Linked DNA regions of Homo sapiens: region 1 is linked to region 2. A link is an interaction called in ENCODE POLR2A ChIA-PET data of the cell type or tissue named here. Cell type or tissue: PC-9. All regions are shown on one strand.

Region 1 (5,000 bases), 600 kb before region 2:
AGACGGAGTCTTGCTCTGTCGCCCAGGCTGTAGTGCAGTGGCGCGATCTCGGTTCGCTGCAGCCTCTGCCTCCCGGGTTCAAGCAATTCCCTGCCTCAGCCTCCCAAGTAGCTGGGATTACAGGCACCCGCCACCATGCCCGGCTGATTTTTGTATTTTTTATTAGAGACAGGGTTTCACCATCTTGGCCAGGCTGGTCTTGACCTCCTGACCTCGTGATCCACCTGCCTCAGCCTCCCAAAGTGATGGGATTACAGGCATGAGCCACCGTGCCCGGCCACCTGGCTAATTTTCTTTTTTTCTTTTTTCTTTTTTTGAGACGGAGTCTGGCTCTGTCACCCAGGCTGGAGTGCAGTGGCGCAATCTCGGCTCACTGCAAGCTCTGCCTCCCAGGTTCACGCCATTCTCCTGCCTCAGCCTCCCGAGTAGCTGGGACTACAGGCGCCGGCCACCCTGCCCGGCTATTTTTTTTTTTTTTTTTAGTAGAGACGGGGTTTCACCGTGTTAGCCAGGATGGTCTCGATCTCATGACCTCGTGATCCGCCCACCTCGGCCTCTCAAAGTGCTGGGATTACAGACGTGAGCCACCGCTTCTGGCCCCCTCTGGCTAATTTTCTAAAAAAAAATTATTTGCTGTCCAAAGGGTCAGCTAGAATTTTTCTTTTATTTTTTTGTAGAGATGGGAGAGTCTCTATGTTGCCCAGGCTGGTCTTGAACTCCTGGCCTCAAGTGATCCTCCCACCTCCACCTCCCAAAGTGCTGGGATTACAGGTGTGAGCCACCGCAATGGCCTTTGTTCCCTCCTTTGTAAATAATAAATGTGTTAGATAATCCTCATAAAGTGCCTGGCACTTTATTAATTACTGTGGCAGTACAACCATGACTCTCTGTGAAGTAGATTCCTTTATTATTGACATTTTATAATTGAAGAAACTGAGGCAGTCTTGGAGAGATTATGATTTACCAAAAGTCACTCATCTAGGAACTTGTCCGGTGGGTATTGAACCCCAGTCAATCTGAACAAACACAACAGATGCATTAACTAGAGACTGGTGAGTGGATGAATAAAATGTACTACATTTGTACAATGGAAAACTATTTAAAAATAAAAAGGAGGCCAGGCTTGGTCCCAATACTTTGGGAGGCGGGGGCAGGATTTCTTGAGACCAGGAGTTCCAGACCAGCCTGGGCAACATAGCCAGACCCCCTATCTACAAAAAGTTAGCCAGGTGTGTGGTGGTGAGCACTTGTAGTCTCAGGTACTGGGGAGGCTGAGGTGGAAGAATCACTTCAGTCGGGAGGTCGAGGCTGCAGGGAGCTATGATCATATCACTGCATTCCAGCCTACAGAGTGAGAGACCTTGTTGCAAAAAATACATATAGATAGATGGATAGATACATGCTACAACATGGATAACCTCCCAAAACATGACGCTATTAATAAGTGAAAGACGCCACACACAAAATAATACATATCACCTGGCCACGTGGCTCATGCCTATAATCCTAGCACTTCAGGAAGCCAAGGCGGGTGGTTCATCTGAGATCAGGAGTTCAAGACCAGCCTGGCCAACATGGTGAAACTCCATCTCTACTGAAAATACAAAAATTGCCAGGCACAGTGGCTCACGCCTGTAATCCCAGCACTTTGGGAGGCCGAGACAGGCAGATCATGAGGTCAGGAGTTCGAGACCAGCCTGGCCGACATAGTGAAACCCCGTCTCTGCTAAAAAAACAAAAATTAGCCGGGCATGGTGGCAGGCGCCTGTAATCCTAGCTACTTAGGAGGCTGAGGCAGGAAAATTGCTTGAACCCGGGAGGCAGAGGTTGTGGTGAGCCAAGATTATGCCACGGCACTCCAGCCTGGGCGACAGAGCAAGACTCCTTCTAAAAATATATATACATACCGTATGATTCACTTTATATAGAATGTCCAAGAAGAGGCCAATCTATGGATACAGAAAGAAGGCTAGGAGAGGGGTTGGGTGCAGGGATGGGCAGTGACTGCTAATAGATATGGAGCTTCTCTTTGGGAAACGAAAATGTCCTAAAAGTATTATGGATGGCGGTGGTGGTTGCACAACCCTGTGAATATACTGAAAACATTGAGTTGTACACTTTAAATGGCAAATTGTACAGCATATGAATCCTATATTAATAAAGCTGTTAAACATTTTTTACTCGGCTGAGCATGGCGGCCCACACCTGTAATCCCAGCACTCTGGAAGATGAAGGCAGGTGGATCGCTTGAGCCCAGTTTGAGACCAGCCTGAGCAACGTGGCAAAACCTCATCTTTACGAAAAAAAAGAAATTAACCAGCGCAGTGGCTCGCACCTGTAACCCCAGCTACTCAGGAGGCTGAGGCAGGAGAATCGCCTGAACCCAGGAGGCAGAGGTTGCAGATCGCGCCACTGCACTCCAGCCTGGGTGACAGAGCAAGACTCCATCGCAAAACAATAACAACGGCCAGGCGCGGTGGCTCACACCTGTAATCCCAGCACTTTGGGAGGCCGAGGAGGGCAGACCACAAGGTCAAGAGATCGAGACCATCCTGGCCAACATGGTGAAACCCTGTCTCTATTAAAAGTATAAAAATTAGCTGGGCGTGGTGGCGGTCGCCTGTAGTCTCAGCTACTTGGGAGGCTGAGGCAGGAGAATCGCTTGAACCCAGGAGGCAGAGGTTGCAGTGAGCCGAGATCACGCCATTGCACTCCAGCCTGGGCGACAGAGCGAGATGCCGTCTCAAAAAAAATAAAAATAAAAAATTAAAAAACAACAACAACAACAACAAAGTGCATAAAATGCCACCCAGATCTAGCTGGCCTGGTTAGTGTGGAGAATTCCCTGTACCTTCGTTGAGAAAATGGGGCCCCACAAAGAAATGCTAAAGCTCCTCCTTGTGTTATTCATTCAACAAGTATGTAGCCATGGCCCATCGGGGGCTGATGATACAAATGTGACTAACACACACCCTCTGCACTGGCTAGCTGACAGCGTAGTTGGGGAGCCAGCTCTGGACATAAATAACCACAATGCATTGTGTTTTGACGCGATGGGGCAGGGGAGGGAATGACTAATGAGGCGGAGAGGCGTCCCAAAACCATGGGCCTTTGAAGTGGGTGAGGGGAAAAGCACATGAGGCCGAGGGATTAGGTATGGGCTTCAGTGGAAAAGAGCAGTGCCTCTGACAGCCCCCATGATAAAATGGCTCAGGTGTGACTTAGAGTAGGGAGTTAGCTGGGTGTTCAAATGGTACCCAGGAGGCCGGGCGCAGTGGCTCACACCTGTCATCCCATCATTTCAGGAGGCCAAGGTGGGTGGATCACTTGAGTCCAGGAGTTCAAGACCAGCCTGGCCAACATGGTGAAACCCCATCTCTACTAAAAATACAAAAATTAGCCGGGCATGGTGGCTGGCACCCGTAATCCCAGCTACTCAGGAGGCTGAAGTAGGAGAACCGCTTGAGCCTGGGAAGCAAAGGCTGCAGTGAGCCAAGTAAAAGTTCTTTTTACTGTCTGCACCTCTGGCCCTGAATAGTCGCTGATCACCATGACAATTAAGGGTATGGGCCTTGAGATGCAAAGAAAAGATTATCCTGGATTTTCTACATGGTATCAACCTAATCACAGGGGTCATTAAAAGCATAGAATCATTCTCAGCTAATGTCAGAACCCAAGGGAGGTGTGGCTAGGGAAGAATGGTCTGAGAGATGCAATGTTCCTGCCTTTGATGGTAGAGGAAGAGACCATGAGCCAAGAAGTGTAGGTAACCTCTAGAAGCTGAAAAAGGCAAGAAAACAGATTCTCCTCTGAAGCTTCCAGAAAGGACTGCAGCCCTACCAACACCTTGATTTTAGCCCAGTGAGACTCATGTAGGACTTCTGTATTAGTCCGTTCTCACACTTCAATAAAGAAATACCTGAAGGCCAGGCACAGTGGCTCACATCTGTAATCCCAGCATGTTGGGAGGCCACGGCGGGCAGATCACGAGGTCAAGAGTTTAAGACCAGCCTGGCCAACATGATGAAACCCCATCTCTACTAAAAAAAAAAAAAAAAATCCAAAAAAATTAGCTGGGCATGGTGGCGCACACCTGAAATTCCAGCTACTGGGGAGGCTGAGGCAGGAGAATTGCCTGAACCCAGGAGGTGGAGTTTGCAGTGACCTGAGATTGCGCCACTGCACTCCAGCCTAGGCGACACACACACACACACAAAAGTAAAGAGAAAAAGAGAAATACCTGAGACTAGGTAATTTATAAAGAAAGATTGTTTAATTAGCCTACAGTTCCAACGGCTCTAGAGGAAGCATGGCAGCATCTGCTTCTGGGGAGGCCTCAGGGATCTTCTACTCATGGCGGAAGGCAAGGGGGAGCAGGAGCAAGAGAGGAGGGGAGGAGCTACATACTTTTTTGTTATTATTTTATTTCTCTATTTTCTTTGAGACGGAGTCTCCCTCTGTCACCCAGGCTAGAGTGCAGTTGCACGATCTCGGCTCACTGCAACCTCCACCTCCCAGGTTCAAGCGATTCTCCTGCCTCAGCCTCCTGATGGACTGGGATTACAAGCGTGCACCACCACACCCAGCTAATTTTTGGTAGAGACAGGATTTCACCATGTTGGCCAGGCTAGTCTCGAACTCCTGACCTCATGATCTGCCTGCCTTAGCCCCCCAAAGTGCTGGGATTACAGACGTAAGCCACCACGCCTGGCCTTATTTAATTTTTTTGAGACCGAGTCTCACTCCAGCCCAGGCTGGAGTGCAATGGCGCAATCTTGACTCACTGCAACCTTCACCTCCTGGGTTCAAGTGGCTCTCCTGTCTCAGCCTCCCGAGTAGCTGGGATTACAGGCACGCACAAGCACACCCGGCTAATTTTTGTATATTTAGTAGAGACAGGGTTTTACCATGTTGGCCAGGCTGGTCTCCAACTCCTGGCCTCAGGTGATCTGCCCACCCCGGCCTCCCAAAGTGCTGGGATTACAGGCATCAGCCACCAT
Region 2 (5,000 bases):
AAGAACTGTGTAGCACCATTGATCACAATGTAACATTTCCATGCTGCATTAAGGGTGTCTCTCTCTAATCATGATTGTACCTGTCTCTTCCTGGGTAAAGGGAGATTTTTTTTTTTAATGTGTAAAGAATTGATGCGAGCCAGGAACATGTCTGTAGTCCCAGCTACTTGGGCACACGCCTGTAGTCCAGGCCACTCGAGCACACACCTGTAGTACCAGCTACTCTGGAGGCTGAGGCAGGAGGATCACTTGAGCCCAGGAGATTAAGACTGTAGTATACTATGATCGTGCCTGTGGCTAGCCACTGTGCTCCAGCCTGGGCAACACCATCGTAAAAATAAATAAATAAATAAATAAATTGGGGAGGACAGCCTCACTGGTATCAGACTTACAGGACCAGATAGACAAGATGGGTATAAGGGGAGCTGAAGTCTGTGTTCATATGAGGAAGAGAAGACCAAGCCCTGGGACTTTGGCTGAATTCCTCCGTGGGGCTGGACGGCAGTGATCTCCTGTTCCCTATGTGTAAACAAAGATTCCAGGGCGTGGTTTTGCACTCCTGTTGTACTCTTTTAGAGGTGGAAAAGAGGTGGATACTGAGATCTAAGAGGAAAGGATAGTCATTCACGTTCTGAGATATGCGCTCTCTCTATTGTTCTCGTACACAAAGGGATAGTCTCTTTTCTGGAGCTGATGTCCCTGCTTGGAGGTTAGCCCCAAAACATGGCTCTTGTATTGTTCTAAGAGAAAAGGCTTTCATTTTGGTTCTTCTGATTGGTGTTACCTACTGCCTAATATGTGTTCATTTTTTGACAGAGAGGCAGACTATTGAAAAAGTCTGTGTGAACAGAGAGCAGTTCATTAAGCCCATTGCTTTCAGTAATGTGGCCTTGACCCCTTCTGCTTCCCCCTTCTCCCATGGAGCATGGCAGGGCTTGGTTATTTAGAGTCCATACATGCAAGCCATTGAGAGACTTGTTTGCTCAAATGCAAGTTTGCTCAAAAACAGGTCCTGAAGGCTTGCTTAGGATTACAGGGATGCTGGGTAAGAACACCGTTCCTCTCTCTCGCTGGAGAAATCCCTGTTTCTCTGACTCCCTTTGTGATCCTCACAGTAATGTATTCTGTGCCACTGTAGGACACAAGGCTCTGGGCCAGTAGAACAGGCAGAGAGGTGACACTGGGCAGCAAGCTGAGAGCTCTTTCTAAATGGAGTGAAGGAATTCAGTGGCCTAGTTTCGCCATTCTCTAATGAGAAACCAAGGCCAGGCTGAAAAGTGCAATTAGATGTGGTGGATTGTGGTAACGGCCTCCAGATAAAGGGGTTATCCCTGTGGAAGTGACTTTTCCCCATTTGATCCCTTTTCAACTCTAAATGGCCAGGCCCAGAACAGAAGAAGGGTTGGGTCTGGAAGGAAGGCTCCAAAGGATGAAAGCTTCTCCCTGATCATAAGGAAGTGCATCTTTATAGAATTGTTGTGCATAATGTCAGTAAATCCCTCTCACTTGACAAGGGACTGGATTCATCTTGCCTTGAGACGGGCCAGTAGTTATCAGTGAGTCAAAGCAAAGTGAAAGTTTCAGGAGATGGGACCAATGGTGCAATGCTCGCCATAACAAAATTCCTTAAAAATAAAAAAGCTAATGTTATAGCAACAAAAAAAGACTGAAGCAAAACCACACTGAAATGCATCCCACTCCAGGAGAGGAATTCTTAGCGTAACACTCTAAATAAATGGAAGGAATCATCACCTTCCTTATTTTACCTCTGCCTTGTTCACCAGGCTGCCCAGTGCTTACCATGCAGAAAGCAGTCAGCTGTACTCTGGAAGTTTCTGTTCTTCTTTCCTGGGGCTTAGGATATTCTGGGAGCTGTCTGAGCCTTGTGCCTAAGGCTTATCAGGTGATATAATCTTCCTGTTCTGGGCTGCTTGCTGGAGGAATAGGAAGTGACATTTATAAGACACAGGCGGTGTGAGCATCCATGTGTGGTCTTGGTCTAAACCAGCTCTTGAACAGGTTAAAGCAAACAGCAATAACAAAACAAAAACTACTGATGCTGAGCGTTTTGATCCTAGTAATATTTCAAATATTGTCCTTCTGCATATGTTCTATCCATATTTGATTCCAATATACATTATTAAGCTTTCTTGGGTACTATTTTGCTGGGGCTCTTGCGTGAAGGTGGTACCTGTCTCATGATCCTTAAAAGAGAGAGGCTTTTTTCATCCAAAGCTGTAGTGTTGGGAACTGGGGTGGGAGAGGCACTTTTTGGAATTCTGAAAGAATCATATCTGTGTATATACATACTGAGTGGGGAAGGATGGGGGTTGGCAGGGGTTGAGGGAGGTGGGAACAAACAGTGAGTATGGGAACAGGCAGTCACCTCGAGTGTGGGAGGTCACCTGGGTCCGTCGTCTTCCTTCTGTATGGTGTTGGGTTTATGTACACACTATAACACTTCCTGTGTGAGTTCATGTACCTGTCTGTGAGTGCTTTGGTGTATTGAGCCTCAGTACACTCCAAGGGCATTAAAGTCAAGAACTAGAACCTGGGTGCTGTGCCTTTCTTTTTTAGAGATGTGCTCTCATCTCTTCTCTGACCCCCACTTTGCCAGCAAATATTTTTTATTTCTGCTTAAAATGTGGTGTGTTTGGGGATGCCCCACACAACAAGACAGGCTTTTCCCTGAGACCAGCAGCTGAATTTCTGCCCTGAAAGGGAGGTGGGCCTCTTGAGGACCCTTCTAGAGTTACTCTAGACTTGTCCCTGTTTCATGTAGGCATGTGCCCACCCCAGCCTAGGCAAAATCTCTGTCCTCTTCTTTTGGGAGTTCTCCAAGGAAAGAAGAGACTGCAGGTGCAGTCACGTGTGTGGCTCACAACCATGTCAGGTAGTTCTAAAATAAATTCCTCCTGTCATATTACCACTTCCTTTTCAATGGGGGAAATAAGTAGCTCTAAATTTATGTAAGCCTCAGTGGTTAAGACCCTTCCTTAAGAAAAATGGACGTAAGTTGCCCTTCCTTTGAAAGCAGAGCTTGACACCTTCCTGGCTAATGAGTGTCCTCATCAAGATGCCCCCTGGAGTCACATCATGGATTAACGCAGAAAGGTGAGTTCTGAGGCTCTGAGTAGCTTCATACCCTCCAACTGCTTCCCTTAAACCTCTGATTATTCTGGCTTTTAAACAAAAGCACTGTATCATCTGTGCCAAATGTATTCCCTGACTAATTACTGAGTACAGTCACATAGTTATAGTACACTAATAATACAGGCTGGAAACTGAAGCTCATAGAAGTATGTAGTTTCCCCAAGAGTGCAGAGCTAGTAAGTGGAAGAGTCAGGATTCAAACCCAGAGCCCCTTTCTGAAATCCTCAGAGGTGTTCAACAGCATGATCCTCCCTTCCTCTTGACAGCTCGTATCCTCCTCCTGAGGTTTAGGGCTTCACTCTACCTGACCTGTGAAGATTTGAAAGCACATATCTAGGACAAGTATTAGAAAGTCTTCATACTTCAGGAAAGGATTTTAGGAAAAAAGGAAAAAAAAAATCTCCCATAGATGTTGTATTAGTCCATTTTCACACTGCTGTAAAGAACTACCTGAGACCGGTTAATTTATAAAGAAAAGAGGTTTAATTGACCCACAGTTCACATCCCTGGGAGGCCTCAGGAAACTTATAATCATGGCAGAAGGCGAAGTTCAGAAGCAAGGCACATCTTATATGGAGGCAGGAGAGAGAGAGAATGGGGAGGCCAGGCATGGTGGCTCATGCCTGTATAATCCCAGCACTTTGGGAGGCCGAGGCAGGCAGATCACGAGGTCAAGAGATTGAGACCATCCTGGCCAACATGGTGAAACCCCATCTCTATTAAAAAACAAAATACAAAAAAATTAGCTGGGCATGGTGGCGTGCACCTGTAGTCCCAGCTACTCGGGAGGCTGAGGCAGGAGAATCACTTGAACTCAGGAGGCAGAGGTTGCAATAAGCCGAGATCATGCCACTGCACTCCAGCCTGGAAACAGAGTGAGACTCCATCCCACAAAAATAAAAAAAGAGTGGGGAAATGCTACACTTTTAAACCATCAGAGCTCGTGAAAACTCACTATCACAAGAACAGCATAGGGGAAATCTACCTCCATGATCCAATCACCTCCCTCCAGGTCCCTCCCCTGACAAGTGGGGATTACAGTTCAACATGAGATTTGGGTGGGGACACAGAGCCAAACCATATCAAATGTGTAGTCCTTATGTAGCCCCTGTGTTAAGGGGGTAGATGGGGCTCCCGATTTACTGACCTTCTTAGTGAGGGACACATATCCGCTAGGTGAAGGAGGCCCTGTTCACAGGATGATGTATGGAGTATGACAGAGTAGGTGAGTCATGGCTCCTTGGCTAGACCCCAAGGGTGGGATGATCTGGAACCACCTGAGTTAATGACACTCCTGAAGCCTTGCAGGTATCCCTGCATAGACAAGCTGGATAGCCTACTTCCAACATCAAAAGCATAACAGAATGGGAGACTCCTTAGTGTAGTTCAGGGGATGCCATGTGCCTGGCTTGGGACTCATGGCCCTTGGACTTAGATCTCTATACTGCCAAGTGTCCCGTCTTCATTCTTGTGTAGATGACCTCTTCACTACTTAATTTTGGTTTGTTGAACTTATAGCCTGTTCCCTTAGCTTTTATTTACTTACCTTTAGCTTTCTTTTAATTCCTTACCACATTGTTTTTCCTATCATGTACTTTAGCTTAATTTCTCTGTTTTTTAAACATAATTTTAAACTTTCTTTCTTTCTTTCTTTTTTTTTTTTTTGAGACAGTCTTGCTCTGTTGCCCAGGCTGCAGTGTAGTGGTGCAATCTCAGCTCACTACATCCTCCACCAGCTGGGTTCAAGCAATCCTCCTTCGTCAGCCTCCCAAGTAGCTGGGATTACAGACGCGCCACCAAGCCTGGCTAATTTTTGTATTTTTAGTAGAGATGGGGTTTCACCATAT

Evidence for each region. Peaks named below come from ENCODE experiments on the same cell type or tissue, not always from the same donor. Only the 100,000 strongest peaks of a DNase experiment are listed, where the experiment ranks them.
Region 1: POLR2A ChIA-PET joins it to region 2 with 11 read pairs; 4 of 35 experiments call an interaction of 5 or more read pairs at or near these places.

What each region holds. Positions count from the first base shown.
Region 1 is chr7:66,044,637-66,049,636 of GRCh38, forward strand. No RefSeq gene overlaps it. Among named protein-coding and RNA genes, the nearest start is that of ASL, 29 kb to the right of the region's middle. In PC-9, no CTCF peak of the experiment used is centred here; a DNase peak (open chromatin) is centred at 2,955; H3K4me3 peaks cover 301 bases; H3K27ac peaks cover 974 bases.
Region 2 is chr7:66,640,498-66,645,497 of GRCh38, forward strand. KCTD7 (potassium channel tetramerization domain containing 7) reads left to right here. Exons shown (of 4, transcript NM_153033.5): 4 at 1-2,550. Among named protein-coding and RNA genes, the nearest start is that of KCTD7, 14 kb to the left of the region's middle. In PC-9, no CTCF peak of the experiment used is centred here; no DNase peak of the experiment used is centred here.